Regions from separate parts of the Homo sapiens genome. Here region 1 is linked to region 2. Evidence: read pairs that join two places in POLR2A ChIA-PET (ENCODE). Cell type or tissue: MCF 10A. All regions are shown on one strand.

The links. Peaks named below come from ENCODE experiments on the same cell type or tissue, not always from the same donor. Only the 100,000 strongest peaks of a DNase experiment are listed, where the experiment ranks them.
Region 1: POLR2A ChIA-PET joins it to region 2 with 16 read pairs; 3 of 35 experiments call an interaction of 5 or more read pairs at or near these places.

The regions. Positions count from the first base shown.
Region 1 is chr19:16,917,217-16,925,216 of GRCh38, forward strand. It overlaps CPAMD8 (C3 and PZP like alpha-2-macroglobulin domain containing 8), which reads right to left. Exons shown (of 42, transcript NM_015692.5): 26 at 7,980-8,000; 27 at 4,689-4,770. Among named protein-coding and RNA genes, the nearest start is that of F2RL3, 32 kb to the left of the region's middle. In MCF 10A, no CTCF peak of the experiment used is centred here; DNase peaks (open chromatin) are centred at 3,755 and 4,155.
Region 2 is chr19:16,730,210-16,738,209 of GRCh38, forward strand. NWD1 (NACHT and WD repeat domain containing 1) reads left to right here. Exons shown (of 19, transcript NM_001007525.5): 3 at 983-1,069; 4 at 6,425-6,541. The coding sequence starts at 989. Among named protein-coding and RNA genes, the nearest start is that of NWD1, 14 kb to the left of the region's middle. In MCF 10A, no CTCF peak of the experiment used is centred here; a DNase peak (open chromatin) is centred at 3,932.

The DNA of each region.
Region 1 (8,000 bases), 190 kb after region 2:
CCCTGTTATTCATAAACAAACACACAAATAAATAAAAAATGAGTGTGTGAGTGAACTCTAATGTAGATTATGAACCTTAGTTCATAACGTTTTGATGCCGGTCCATCAATTGTAACAAATACAGCACACTAATACAAGATGCCTATCACATGGGAAGCTGTGTATGGGGGTGTAGAGGTGTATGGGAACTCTGTTCTATTTACTCAATTTTTCTGGAAACCTAGAACTCTTCTAAAAAGTAAGATCTATGGCCGGGCGAGGTGGCTCATGCCAGCAGTGTTTGGGAGGCAGAGGTGGAGGATCGGCTGAGGCCAGGAGCTTGAGACCAGCCTGGGCAACACAGCAACACCTGGTCTCTACTGAAATTCAAAAAAATTAGCTGGGCATGGTAGTGCATGCCTGTGGTCCCAGCTGCTTGCGGGGCTGAGGCGGAAAAATTGCTTGAGCCCAGAAAATCAAGGCTGCTGTGAGCCCTGATTGTGCCACCGCACTCTAGCCTGGGAAACAGAGCGAGATCTTGTCTCAAAAAAAATTAGTTAAAATAAATAATAAAAAGTAAAGTCTAATGACTATCTGTTATCTGAAATGCTTGGAACCAGAAGTGTTTCAGATTTTGAATTTGGATTTTGGAATATTTGCATTTACGGGAATCTCTTGGTATCTGTAGGGGACTGGTTCCAGGACCCCCAAGGATACCGAAATCCACTGATGCTCAAGTCCCCGATATACGAGTGTGTAGTAGTTGCATATAACCGACACATATCCTCCCGTGAACTTTATTTTTTATTTTTATTTTTGAGACACAGTCTCACCCTGTTGCCCAGGCTGGAGTGCAGTGGCACAATCTCGGCTCACTGCAATCTCTGCCTCCAGGTTCAAGCAATTCTCCTGCCTCAGCCTCCCGAGTAGCTGGGACTACAGACGCCCACCACCATGCCCAGCTAATTTTAGTATTTTGAGTAGAGACGGGGTTTCGCCATGTTGGCCAGGCTGGTCTCGAACTCCTGACCTCAGGTGATCCGCCTACCTTGGCCTCCCAAAGTGCTGGGATTCCAAGCGTGAGCCACAGCGCCCGGCCCCTCCTGTGTACTTTAAAGCATGTCTTGATTACTTAGAACACCTAATACAATGCCCACATGTCACTTCATTTGCATGAATTCAATATTGTACTCAGCATGCAGCAAATTCAACTTTTCGTTTTTGGAACTTTGTGGAATTTTTAAAACTTTTTTTTTTTTTTTTTTTTTAAGAGATGGAGTTTTGCTCTGTCACCCAGGCTGGAGTGCAGTGGCACAATCATAGCTCACTGCAGCCTTGAACTTCTGGGCTCAAGGGATCCTCCCACCTCAGCCTCCCCAGTAGTTGGGACTAAGGCATGTACCACCACGCCCAGCTTATTTTTAACATTTTTGCCGAGATGAGGTCTTGCCATGTTTCTCAGGCTGGTCTCCGACTCCTGGCCTCAAACAATCTTCCCGATTCAGCTTCCCCAAAGTGCAGGGATGACAGGCACGTGCCATCACACCCAGACTTTTTTTTTTTTTTTTTTTTCTGAATAGTTTCGATCTGTAGTTGATTGAATCCTGTGGAACTCACAGATACGGAGGGCTACCTGTATACTTGGGCATCCCAAATGCAAAAAATCTGAAATGCTCCAATGAACATTTCCCTTGAGCATGAGGTTGGCACTAAAAGCATCTTGGAGCCCAGGCACGGTGGCTCACACCTGTAATCTCAGCACTTTGGGAGGCTGAGGTGGGCAGATCACCTGAGGTCAGGAATTCGAGACCAGCCTGGGCAACATGGTGAAATCCTGTCTCTATTAAAAATACAAAAATTAGCCAGGCATGGTGGCAGGTGCCTATAGTCCCAGCTACTCAGGAGGCTGAGGCAGGAGAATTGCTTGAACCCAGGAGGTGGAGGTTGCAGTGAGCCGAGATTATACCACTGAACTCCAGCTTGGGTGATAGGGTGAGACCCCATCTCAAAAAAAGAAAAAAAAAAAGGAATAGAATAGAATGAGGCAGAAGTAACAGCCTGACTTGTAAGACCAAGTAACAAAAGGCGCTATGGCATCCTTCCCGCTTTCTCTCTTGAATTGCTCACTGTGAGAGGAAGCCAGCCGCCATGTTGTAAGAACACTCAAGTAGTCCCTATGGAGAAGTCCATGTGGTGAGCAACTGAGGCCTCCTGCCAACAGCCATGTGAGGGAGCCAATTTGGAAACAAATCTTCCAGCCCCAGTAGAGCCTTCAGATGAAGACAGCAACAGCCAACACCTTGACTGCAACCTCAGCAAAGATCCCCAGGCAGAAACACCCAGCTAAGCTGCTCCTGAATTCCTGATCCATAAGAATTAATACATAATAAATAGAGATAATACGTTTGTTGTTTTAAATGGCTACATTTGGGGTCACTTGTTACACAGCAGTGGATAACTATTGCATCTCTCACAGGGTCTTTCTCCTGCACTGGGCAGCGAGGACCTGGAGGTAGGAACCATGTGTTCCTTTTTCCCCCAGGATGAAGACCAGAGCCTAGCTCACTCAATGAATAAATGAATGAATGTGCGTTGAGTATAAGGGAACCCATCTAGAACAGATCCCAAGTTTTCAGGCTCCCTGGCAGGATCTTGGAGCCTTATGGTAAGTAGTTAGGGGAGGTGCTAACAGGACGGCACTGCACTGAGTGTACCACATGCTTATCCCATGGATCCAGGTTCTTAGAGGGATGTGTGGTAAGGAAACAGGCTCAGAGAGGTTGATCATCGGGTCTAAGGCCACACAGCTCACATGAGACAGAGCTGAGGTTTGTCCAGCTTCGGGGTGGGTGCTGCTGCCACTGCCCTGCGCTCACTGCCTCCTTGTCCTACAGGGTCCCCAGGAAGACGTCCATGTTTGGAGACCAACAGGAATGTTTCAGGAGGTGAGAGGGGACCTGGAAGCTGCTGACTTCCATGCACACAGTGAAATTTGATTTTTCAGCCATGCGCGGTGGCTCACGCCTGTAATCCCAGCACTTTGGGAGGCCGAGGCGGGCGGATCACAAGGTCAGAAGATCGAGACCATCCTGGCTAACACGGTGAAACCCCGTCTCTATTAAAAATACAAAAAAAGTAGCCAGGCGTGGTGGCGGGCGCCTGTATTCCCAGCTACTCGGGAGGCTGAGGCAGGAGAATGGCGTGAACCCAGGGGGCGGAGCTTGCAGTGTGCCGAGATGGCGCCACTGCACTCCAGCCTGGGTGACAGAGCGAGACTCCGTCTCAAAAAAAACAAAAAGGAAATTTGATTTTTCTTGCTCATGCTGAGAGTTTAATCCCCGGAAGATGCTGAGGAGGTGTGTGCACACTGAGTGTCTAGGCCGGGCACGGTGGCTCACGCCTGTAATCCCAGCACTTTAGGAGGCCAAGGCAGGCGGATCATCTGAGGTCAGGAGTTTGAGACCAGCCTGGCCAACATGGTGAAACCCCGTCCCTACTAAAAATACAAAAATTAGCTGGGCATGATGGTGCACACCTGTAATCCTAGCTACTCAGGAGGCTGAGGCAGGAGAATTGCTTGAACCTAGGAGATGGAGGTTGCAGTGACCCAAGATTGCACCACTGCACTCCAGCCTGGGGAACAGAGTTAGACTCTATCTCAAAAAAAAAAAAAAAAAAAAAAAAGGTCCAATGCGTCACAACTTGCTAATCCTGGCTGGTGGAGGCCTCCTAGGGGCTGCTGGGGCTCAGCCAGCTTTTGGAGAGTGACTCAGTGGCTTTAGCTGTCCCTGGGGTGGGCGGGGCCTCTGCTTGCTAAGACGTGATTGGGGCCTTGCGTTATCAGCTGTCGGCAAGGCAGGGCCCTGGGACTAGAGCTGGGACAGTGTGGATGAGCTCCTGGGGCTGGGGGAGGCTGGGTGAGTCGCCAACCCTGGGCCCCTCTGGAGCTAGGTAAGTGATGCTGCCCATGGCAGGAAGTACTCAGCCACATGTCCCCACTCCCTGGGATCCTGGCACTGTGACTGTGCAGTGGACACTCTGTTGGACTAAAGACAGGGCAGTTTCCACGCTCACAGCTGCTGTCGGCACTACCAGGGTGGCAATCTCCGAGAAGGAGTCCGGCGATGGGTACAGGAGTTGGAAAGTGACTCACAGTCTCAGGTGAACCCCATGATGATGCCAAGAACTGCAATAGCCTGAGGATATCAGGAAAACAAGACCCAGGTGTGCCCGGCCTCCCAGGGGCCCTCCCTGCCCTGGTCTCCTCCCTGCAGTTACCACAGAAACAAGATCCCAGGCTGCTCCTGCACACAGCACACCCCAGCCTCAAGGTGCTGGTCTGGCCTCTGACCCCTCTGCCCTGCCATCTCCTCCTGCTCCAGTCACCGCTATTCCTGAGTCCTGGGAGCTTGAGGAAGCCCAGGGCATCCAGGGCTCACTCCCAAGGGGCCAGAGAGCAGGGCATGGAGTCTTGCTCACTGTGGTAACAGCAGCAGAAACAGGAATGGTTACGATCACCAGCTCTGCACTGGCCCCAAGCCCCAACCTCCATCTCTGGAGCTGGGACCACCACAGTCTTTACTTCCCAGCTGTGTTCCCTGTCATCCGGGGATCAGGCGCCAAGTGATCTGGTCACACTGCATTGGATGTGAGGCCATGGCGTCGGGCGGGGAGCCTCAGAGGCAATGCCCAGGGCGGTGGGGACTCACCACATGCTCCCCGATGCGTCCCGCTCCCCAAACGCGCTGTAGGAGCCATCCTGGCGCTTGTAGGTCAGCTGGCGCTGGTAGCCTGTGGGGCAAGCAGAGAGGACCCTGTCCTGTTGAGTGGCCTGGCCCAGGCCCGCCCCCAGGGACCTACACCACTCTGCCGTCCCCTACCCCGGATCTCCGAAGCCACACCACATGTGGGGTCCCTGGAATTGCCTCGAATCACATCTGGAGTCCTTGAAACTGCCATACACTCACATCTGGGGTCCCTGAAACTGCCCCATACCACATGTGGGGTTCTTGAAACTGCTTTATACCACATTTGGAGTCCCTAAAACTGCTCCACACCACATCTGGGCTCACTGAAACTGCCCTGTGTCACATCTGGGGTCCCTGAAACTGCCCCACACCACATCTGGGGTTCTTGAAACTGCCTCATACTACATCTGGAGTCCCTGGAACCGCAGCGCACCACATCTGGGGTCCCTGAAACTGCCCCACATCACATCTAGGGTTCTTGAAACTGTCTCATTCCACATCTGGAGTCCCTGGAACTGCTCCACACCACACCTGGGGTCCCTGAAACTGCCCCACACTACATCTGGGGTCCCTGAAACTGCTCCACACCACATCTGGGGTTCTTGAAACTGCCCCATACCCACAGCACATCTGGGGTCCCCGAAACTGCTCCACATCACATCTAGAGTTCTTGAAACTGCCTCATACCACATGTGGAGTCCCTGGAACTGCTCCACACTACATCTGAGGTCCCTGGAACTGCCCCACACCACATCTGGGGTCTCTGAAACTGCTCCACACATCTGGGGTTCCTGAAACTGCTCCACACCACATCTGGGGTCCTTGAAACTACCCTATACCACATTGGGGGTCCCTGAAACTGCTCCACATCACATCGGGGATCCCTGGAACTACCTCACACCACATCTGAGGTCCTTGAAACTGCCCCACACTACATCTAGGGTGGCTGTAACCTCCAACTCATTCATCTTGTTTACTGACATTGCCCCTTCGTGACTACTGGTCACACACTGGCCTTCGGTCACTCCCAGGAGGTCAGCAAAACCACCATCTTGGGGCAGCGCCCTCTGTCCCCCACAGCCCTCTGTCCCCAGGCGTGGGGGCTGCTCCAACTGCTGGGGCGAGAGCTTGGGAAGCTCAGAGAACTGGTGGTGCCGGGGACAGGGAACGGAGCAGGGAACGAGGGGGTGAGGTGAGAGGCCGGTGGGCCACAGGGCCTCCAAGGCTGGGCTGGGAGTGTGGTTTTCCTGCAAGGGCATAGGGAGCCATGGGTGGCGTGTGAGTAGGAGAAGAGTGTGAGGAGACATATAGAGCCAGTGGACCGTAGGGTCTGGACAGAAAGCTGGGGACGGGGAACCCTCCCAGTGTGCAATGATGAGTTTGGACCCAGTGGCGGCGACAGAGGTGGGGAGCCTTCCTGGGGTGAAGGCAGAGCTACTCAGCCAGACACAGCCTGTGAGGGAAAGAAGGACGAATCTGAGGGCACCACTGTGTGTGGTCTGAGCCTCAGGAAGGACAGGGCTGTGTCCACAGAGACAGGACCGGTGACCAAAGAAATTCTGTACTGGGTGGGTCCTCCCAAATTCACATCCACTTGGAACCCAAAAATGGGACCTTACTGGAAATAAAAGATCTTTACAGATGTCATTAAGGTTAGGATCTCCAGATGAGAGCATCTTGGATTTATTTAGGATGGGCCCTAAATCCAATGACAGGCATCCTTGTAAGAGAAAAGAGAGGCCGGGCATCGTGGCTTGCACCTGGAATCCCAGCACTTTGGGAGGCCAAGGTGAGAGGATCACTTGAGGCCGGGAGTTCAAGACCAGCCTGGACAACATAGCGGAACCCCATCTTTACAAAGAATTGGCTGGGCATGGTGGTGCACACCTGTAGTCCCAGCTACTCAGGAGGCTGAGGTGGGAGGCTCACTTGAGCCCAGGAGTTCAAGTCTGCAGTGAGCTATGATCGCACCATTGCACTCCGGCCTGGGTGACAGAGCGAGACCCTAGCTCTTACAAAAAAAAAAAAGAAAAGAAAGGGAATTAGTCACAGAGGTGACAGCCATGTGATTGTGAAGGCACAGAGCAGGCTGATCAGTCTATAAGCCAAGGAACTCCTGGAGCCAGCAGACGCCAGGAGAGAGGCCTGGGACAGTCTCCCTCAGAGCCACCAGTAGGAACCAGCTCTGCGGACACCTTTATTTTTGACTTTTGGCCTCCAGAACTATGAGGAGATGACACATTTCTGTCGTTCTAAGCCACCCGGTTTGTGGCATTTTGTTGTGGCAGTTTTAGGAAATGAACACAAGTGGGTTTGGGGGGAAGATGGCGGGGGTTGATTTGGGGTTTGTTGAGTCTGAACTGCGAGTTGGCTGGATGCACACAGGGTCCGGCTGTCCCCTGGAGGTACAGGCTGTTATTCACGAGGAGGGCTCATTCAACTCTGGGTGGTGTTTAAGGACCTGAGCCTGGATGGATCCACCAGCTGGTGTCCACCCATCTCCCAGACCCTCACAAGTGCTAATCTGAGCCCCCAGGACCTGGCCTCAGTGGACTTGGCCTTCCTAGCTGTCCATGATCAGCCTTCAAGATGCCAGACTTTCAGCCTAGAGCAACCCCTGACTGTTTCTTCTTCTTTATTCTTTTTTATTTTTTACAGTTGGGGTCTCACTCTGTCACCCTGGCTGGAGTGCAGTGGCACAATCACAGTTCACTGCAGCCTCCAACTCCTGGGCCCAAGTGATCCTCCTGCCTCAGCCTCCTGAGCAGCTGGGACTACAGGGGTGTGCCACCATGTCTGGCTAACATTTTTTTTATTTTTTGTAGAGACCGGGGTCTTGCTTTGTTGCCCAGGCTTGTCTCAAACTCCTGGGCTCAAGTAATCCTCCTGCCTCGGCCTCCCAAAGTGTTGGGATTACAGGCATCAGCCACTGTGCCTGGCCTTCTCTTTTATTTTCTAAATGTTATTTTTAATAATGCTGTTATATTATTATTGTTGTAAAAAAATCCACACTTTAAAAAGATGCTTTTCCTCTCCCTGTATCTGAACAGCACCATCTCATCCTAACAGCCACAGACATCAGGCTCCTGCTGACAGTGACAAGATCAGGGCCACCCTGAATGGCCTCTTTTGCCCACTTCCTCCCCTTTGCTGCACCTGGTGTGTGGGCCACCTCCAGCGTGGTCTTCTCCACTGAAGGCTGAACCTGCCTCCCTTGCTCCCACCTCAACCCAGGCACTTCTTCCCCAATACCTTGTACTAGGTAGTCGGTGG
Region 2 (8,000 bases):
TACTTGGGAGGCTGAGGCAGGGGAATTGCTTGAACCCAGGAGGCAGAGGTTGCAGTGAGCTGAGATCACGCCACTGCACTCCAGCCTGGTGACAGAGTAAGACTTCGTCTCAAAAAACAAACTAACAAAAAAACAAAAAAAAAACCCAAAATCTATTTATGTATTTATTTATTGTGCCCCTTGGTTAAGCATAAGGGGTACAATGGCAAACAAGATATAATCCACTGGTCACAGTGGCTCACTCCTGTAATCCCAGTGCTTTGAGAGGCCAAAGCAATTGGATTGCTTGAGCCTAGGAGTCTGAGGCCAGCCTAGAAAACATAGTGAGACTCCTTCTCTACAAAAAATTTAAAAAAATATATATGGCTGTGGTGGTGCCCCTCTATAATCCCAGCTACTCAGGAGGCTGAGGTGGGAGGATTGACTGATGCTAGGAGTTTGAGGTTACAGTGAGCTATGATTGCACCACTGCCCTCCAGCCTGGGTGATGGAGTGAGACCTGTCCCTTAAAAAACATTTTTTTAAAAATATATACAGGGCTGGGTATGGTGGCTCATGTCTGTAATCCCAACACTTTGGGAGGCTGAGGTGGGAAGATGGCTTGAGTCCAGGAGTTCAAGACCAGCCTAGGAAACATAAGGAGACTCCACAAAATAAATAAAATAACTGCCTATTGCGATTTTTTTTATTTTTCTTTCTTTCTTTTTTTTTTTTTTTTTGAGATGGTGGCAGCAGATGAGGCTTTAGCCGCAGGCCAGGCGCAGTGGCTCACGCCTGTAATCCCAACACTTTGGGAGGCAGAGGAGAGAGAATCTCTTGAGGCCAGGAACTCGAGACCAGCCTGGGCAACATAGCGAGATCCCATTCTCCACAAAAAAGGGGAAAAAAGACAAAAGTAAATCAATAAAATAAAAGCAGAGCTATGAGGCTGGGAAGAGTTCTGAGTCCTTTCCACTAATACCCTCCATGCCCTTCCTTGCAGATATGGATGCAGAGAGGGAAGCCCTGCAGAGCACTGCCTACCCTGAAGTGCCAGACCTTCTGCCAGAGGCACGGCTTGATGTTTGAGGTAACTGGAAGTCACTCCGGGCTCCATGCTTTTTTTATTTTTTTTTGACACGTAGTTCTTGCTCTGTCGCCAGGCTGGAGTGCAGTGGTGCGATCTCGGCTCACTGCAACCTCTGCCTCCCGGGTTCAAGCGATTCTCCTGCCTCAGCCTCCTGAGTAGCTGGGACTACAGGCGTGCGCCACCACGCCCAGCTAATTTTTGTATTTTTAGTAGAGACGGGGTTTCACCATGTTGGCCAGGATGGTCTTGATCTCTTGACCTTGTGATCTGCCCGCCTCGGCCTCCCAAAATGCTGGGATTACAGGCGTGAGCCACTGAGCCCAGCCCCATGCTTTTTTTTTTTTGAGACAGAGTCTCGCTCTGCCACCCAGGCTGGAGTGCAATGGTGCAATCTCAGCTCACTGCAACCTTGGCCTCCAGGGTTCAAGCGATTCTCTCGCCTCAGCCTCCTGAGTAGCTGGGATTACAGGTGCCCGCCACCACGCCCCTCTATCCATACTCTTTTAATGCTTTACTGTTGAGTTTTAAAATTCACAGTGATTTTTAAACAAAGGTCCCACATGTTCTTTTTGCACCGAGCCCCGTAGATTCTGTAGTTGGTCCTGGAGATCTGGCCCTGGAGATAAAAATCCTTGGGACTATAAAAAGGCAGGTGGGACTGGGCGCGGTGGCTGACACCTGTAATCCCAGCACTTTGGGAGGCAAAGGCGGGCAGATCGCTTGAGGTCAGAAACTCGAGACTAGCCTAGGCAACATGATGAAACTCTGTCTCTACTAAAAATATAAAAATTAGCCGGGCGTGGTGGCTCATGCCTGTAGTCCCAGCTACTCAGGAGGCTGAGGCAGGAGAATCGCCAGAACTTGGGAAGCAGAGATTGCAGTGAGCTGAGATCAAGCCACTGTACTCCAGCCTGGGTGACAGAGTGAGACTCCGTCTCAAAAAAAAAAAAAAAAAAGGCAGATGGAGGGGTTACAGCCATGTGCACCGTGCTTGGTTAGCATGGCAGGTGGTGTAGAAAAGTGAGTAGGAGTGAATGCTTTTGAACACAGATTCATCGCTGTGTCCCTTGCAGTGTGACCTTGGACATGTCATTTAACTGTCTGTTGTTGTTGCTGCTGTTTTTGTCTTGCCTTCAGAGCTTCCTGGCCCTCTTCGTACTGGGCTTCAGGAGGAGTATAAGAGGGCTTTGCGATATGGGGGATGGGCATGGAGGTTGGACATGCCTTTTTCTAGAACGCTGATGGTGTACCTGTTTGGCACAGTCCCAAAACAGTAGGAGCCCCTAATGCTGTCTCCTTGTACCAATCCCTGGCTAGGGAATTTTTTTTTTTTTTTCAGATGAGGTCCAGTGGATGACAGAGCAAGACTTCATCTCAAAAAAAAAAAAAAAGAAAAAGTGAAAAAGTGCAGTGGTGTGATCTCACAGCTCACTGCAACCTTGAGCTTCTGGGCTCAAGGGATCCTCCTGTCTCAGCCTTCTGAGGAGCTGAAACTACAGACATGCAGCGCTATCCCTGGCTAACCGGGGATGTTTCTGCCTGCACATTTCCCTGTGGAAACTGATGAACATCTTTGGAGTCTCAGCTTAACTTGAGGGCTGCCTCCTTGCTGCTTATGAGAATGATTCATTGCACCAAAGTCCCATTTGGTTAAAAGATGAGGCCGGGCACAGTGGCTAACACCTGTATTCCCAGTGCTTTGGGAGGCCAAGGCAGGAGGATTGCTGGAGGCCAGGAGTTTGATACCGGTCTGGGTAATATAACAAGATCCCGTCTCTATAAAATTAAAAAAATGAGCTGGGTGTGGTGACGCCCACCTGTAGTCCCAGCTACTGGGGAGGCTGAGGTGGGAGGATCACTTGAACCCAGGAGTTTGAGGCTGCAGTGAGCTGTGATGGAGCCACTGCACTCTAGCCTGGGTGCCAGATTGGGATGCTGTCTTTAAAAAAAAAAAAATCTGGGCCGGGCGAAGTGGCTCATGCCTGTAATCCCAGCACTTTGGGAGGCCAAGGCGGGTAGATCACCTGAGGCCAGGAGTTCGAGACCAGCCTGGCCAACATGGTGAAACCCCCTCTCTACTAAAAATACAAAAATTACCCAGATGTGGTGACACGCACCTGTAATCCCAGCTACTCGGGAGGCTGGGGCAGGAGAATTGCTTGAACCTGGGAGGTGGTGGTTGCAGTGAGCCGAGATAACGCCACTGCACTCCAGCCTAGGCAACAGAATGAGATTCTGTCTCAAAAAAAAAAAAAAAATCAAGTGGCTCTTTGGGTAAAAAAGAAAAGAAAAGGAAAAAGATGCATGATCGTTATGGTTTGTATATTTATTACTAAGAAAGAAGCAGTGCTGGAAATTCCACTCTGCCCACCATTGATCATGAGACATAGTTCAATGTCAAAGGCACTATGGAAGCATCAGCACTGAGAGCTGATGAAATGGTCAAGCTTTTCTGTTTAATGCCCATGCCCGTCCTCTGACGCGGATGCTGTCAACATCCTCCACACGCACATCGGGAGACGGCGGTCCCTCCAGAAGCACAAGCTCCTTCCAGAGGCTGGCTCCTGACCCCTTTTCCTTTCCTGCTCCTCTAACTCATTGTTCCTCCCCCTTTCTTCCTCCAGTCACATTGAGTACTGCTGGCCTCTCACCACTTGTCTTAAGAATCTATGTGTCTTTCTCTCGGTGCTAAAGAATTCAGGGAGGCAGGGACTGTTCCGAGTTGTCTTTGTCTCCCTGTCACCCCAGCCTTCCACAGGGTCAGCTTTGCCTACCTGAACTGAGCTGTTCTGCCCAGCCTCCCCATGGCGAGCAGGCACAAATGAACTGCAAGCGTGCGGTTGCCAAGGAGACCTTGGTACGTCCAGTGCTGGCCAAACTAAACACCCTCCTTTGCAAGGAAAGCTTTGTGAACAAGTGTGGACACGTCCTTGCTTTCAAAGCAACAGTTTGAAAATGGCCAAGTTCCTTTTTTAAAAAAGCTTTTCTGTCAGGGCGAGGTGGCTCATGCCTGTAATCCCAGCACTCTGGGAGGCCGAGACAGGCAGATCACGAGGTCAGGAGATTGAGACCATCCTGGCTAACACGGTGAAACCCCATCTCTACTAAAAAATGCAAAAAATTAGCCGGGCATGTAGTCCCAGCTACTCCGGAGGCTGAGGCAGGAGAATGGCGTGAACCCGGGAGGCGGAGCTTGCAGTGAGCCAAGATTGCGCCACTGCACTCCAGCCTGGGTGATAGAGCAAGACTCCATCTCAAAAAAAAAAAAAAGATTTTCTTTCTTTTTTTTTTTCTTTTTTCTTTTTCTGTTTTTCTTGCAACAGGGTGTCGCTCTGTCACCCAGGCTGGAGTGCAGGCATGCAATCACAGCTCACTGCAGCTTTCTGGGCTCAGGTGATCCTCCTGTCTCAGCCTCTCAAGTATCTGAGACTACAGGCACACACCACTACACCTGGCTATTTATTTATTTATTTATTTATTTATTTATTGTAGACACAATGTCTCCCTATATTGTTCAGGCTGGTCTCAAACTCCCGGCCTCAAGAGATCCTCCTCCCTCAGCCTCCCATAGTGCTGGGATTATAGGGGTAAGCCACTTTGCCCTGCCTCTGTTCTAATTTTTTTATTTTAATTAACTTGCTTTTTTATTTCTTAATTTTTATTTTTTTAGAGATGAGGTCTTGCTACATTGCCCAACCTGGTCTTGAACTCCTGGGTTCAAGCAATCCTCATGCTTCAGCCTCCAGAGTAGCTGGGATTATAGGCACATGCCACCGTGCCCGACTAAATGTTTATAAATAAACTTCTGAATTTGGAATTTAGGCTTACAGGAAACGCATGGACAGTACGGAGTTCCCATACACCCCACACTCTGTGTCTCCTAACGTTTTACCTAACCACAGCACAACCAACTATGTTGTTACAACTATGAAATGAACTTTGAGGACAGGTGCAGTAGCTCGTGCCTGTAATCCTAACATTTTGGGAGGCTGAGGCAGACAGTTCACTTGAGATCAGGAGTTTGAGACCAGCCTGGCCAACATAGCAAAACTTTATCTCTAATAAAGATACAAAAAAATTAGCCAGGCGTGGTGGTGCACGCCTGTAATCCCAGCTACTCGGGAGGCTGAGGCAGGAGAATTGCTTGAACTCGGGAGGCGGAGGTTGTGGTGAGCTGAGAGTGCACCACTAAGCTCCAGCCTGGGTGACAGAGCAAGACTCTGTCCCCCTGACCAAAAAAAAAAAGAAAGAAAGAAAGAAAGAAATCAGTCTGGGGGCAGTGGCTCATGCCTGTAATCCCAGCATTTTGGGAAGCCGAGGTGGGTGGATCACCTGAGGTCAAGAGTTCGAGACCAGCCTGGCCAATATGGTGAAACCTTATCTCTACTAAAAATACAAAAAATTAGCCAGGCATGGTGGTGTGCGCCTGTAGTTCCAGCTACTCAGGAGACTGAGGCATAAGAATCGCTTGAACCCATTAGGCAAAATTTACAATGAGCCAAGATCATGCCACTGGAAGGAAGGAAGGAAGGAAGGAAGGAAGGAAGGAAAGAAGGAAGGAAGGAAGGAAGGAAGGAAGGAAGGAAGGAGGAAGGAAGGAAGGAAGGAAGGAAGGAAGGATTTTCCAGTGAGACAAGATTGCGCCACTGCACTCTAGCCTGGGTGACATAGCAGGACTCCAACTCAAAAAAAAAAAAAAAGATAAATCAACATTGGTACATGACTGTTAACCTCCTGACTTTATTCAAATGTTGCCAGCTCTTCTATCTAAGTCTTTTCTGGTGAAGAACCCCATCCAGGGTACCCCATTGCATTTCGTTGTCTTATTGCCCTAGTCTCCTCTGGTCTGTGTCAATTTCTCAGTCACCTTATTTCTCATGACCTTGGCAGTCTTTTTCTTTCCTTCTTTCCTTCTTTCCTTCCTTCCTTCTTTCCTTCCTTCCTTCCTACCTTCCTCTCTCTCTTTCTTTTGACAGAGCCTGGCTCTGCTGTCCAGGCTGGCATGCAGTAGTACAATAAGAGCTCACTGCAACCTCTGCCTTGTGGGCTCAATTGATCCTCCTACCTCAGCCTCCCGAGTAGCTGGGACTACAGGTGCCCACCACCATGCTTGGCTTTGACTGGCAGGGCATCTTGAAGAACGCCCTTCCCTCTAGTCTGGGTCTGTCTGTTATTTTTCTCATGATTATACTGAGGTTATGAATTTGGTTCAAGTTCTTTTAATCCAGACATCCCCCTACAGGAAGAGGCTGTCAAAAATTTTTGAAAGAAACTTTCTGCTTTGTCAAAAGGGATTGAAAAAACAAATCACCTGTCATGCCACCTCTCTGACAAACTTGTGTTTCTATTTCCCAGGTCGTTGATCTGAGGTGGGGTATTCGGAACATTGAAGCCACTGACCACTTGACCACAGAACTCTGCTTGGAGGAGGTTGACCGGTGTTGGAAAACATCCATAGGGCCAGCTTTTGTTGTGAGTGTCTTGGGAGGAATGGGTTAGCTCTTACTCCTCCAGGATATGCCCCCTGCTTTCTAGACAAACTGATCAGCAGAGGGAAGTAGGTACCGTTTCTGCTTTCGTACCTTATCCCTATGGCCTGCCTGTGGCAGACATTACTAATCAATCACAGAACTCTTTCTGCAGAGCTGAATGGGATCCAGACATTAGCAGTCAAATGGAAGCAGCAGGTGGCTTGGAGAGTAGAATGTTGAAGCCAGAAGGAATCTTGGAATTTGATCTGGACTTTCTCCCACCTTCCCCACCCCCTCCACTTTATGTCTATAGAACTTTGGGATCCTGGAAAGCCATGGAAAAGGTGGAAACCCACAGGGTCTTGGGATATTTTTTTTCCTCCATGTGCCCACTGGTTTCAGGTCGTGGGGACTTCTCCCCTCTCTCTTCCAATTGCACCCCTTCTATCAAAAAATCAATCTCCAGTCCACAATTAATGGTTTTGGCTATTAAAATTGAATGATATTCCTGAGTCTTTTTTCTTTTTCTTTTTTGAGACAGAGTCTCAAAAAAGCCCAGGCTAGAGTGCAGTGGCAAGATCATGGCTCACTACAGCCTTGAACTCCTGGGCTTCTGATCTCCCTGCCTTGTTCTCCCAAGTAGCTGGGACTACAGGTGTGTGCCGCCACAGTTGGCTAGTATTTTTTTGGAAATATGGGGTCTCACTATGTTGCCCAGGCTGGTCTTGAACTCCTAGGCACAAGTGATCCTCCCACCTTGGCCTCCCAAAGTTCTGGGATTACAGGCATAAGCCAATGCACCTGGTCTAGTTTTAAGTTTTTTTTTTTTTTTGAGATGGGTCTTGCTATGTTGCCCAGGCTGGCCTGAGTCCTAATTTATTACATCGAGTTCCAGATACATCCAAGAACGATCACATTTTCCTTAGAAATTCTAGAGCAGGGGGCCGGGCGTGGTGGCTCACACCTGTAATCCCAGCACTTTGGGAGGCCAAGGTGGGTGGATCATGAAGTCAGGAGATTGAGACCAGCCTGGGCAACATAGTGAAGTCCCATATCTACTAAAAAATTAGCTGGGCATGGTGGCACGTGCCTGTAATCCCAGCTACTTGGGAGGCTGAGGCAGGAGAATTGCTTGAACCTGGGAGGCAGAGGTTGCAGTGAGCCGAGATCATGCCACTGTACTCCAGCCTGGGCGACAGAGCAAGACTCTATCTCGAAAAGAAAAGAAAAGAAAAGAAAAGAAAAGAAAAGAAAAGAAAAGAAATTCTAGAGCAGAGGCCAACAAGCTATAGCCTGAAAGGCAAGTGTGGCCTGCTGCCTGTCTTTGTAAGTAAAGCTTTATTGGCACACAGCCATGTCCACTTGTTTACACATTGTTTAGCCCTGCTTTCAAGCTATAATGGCAGAGTTTAGTCGTTCTGACAGAGACCATCTGGCCTGTAAAGCCAAAAGTATTGACT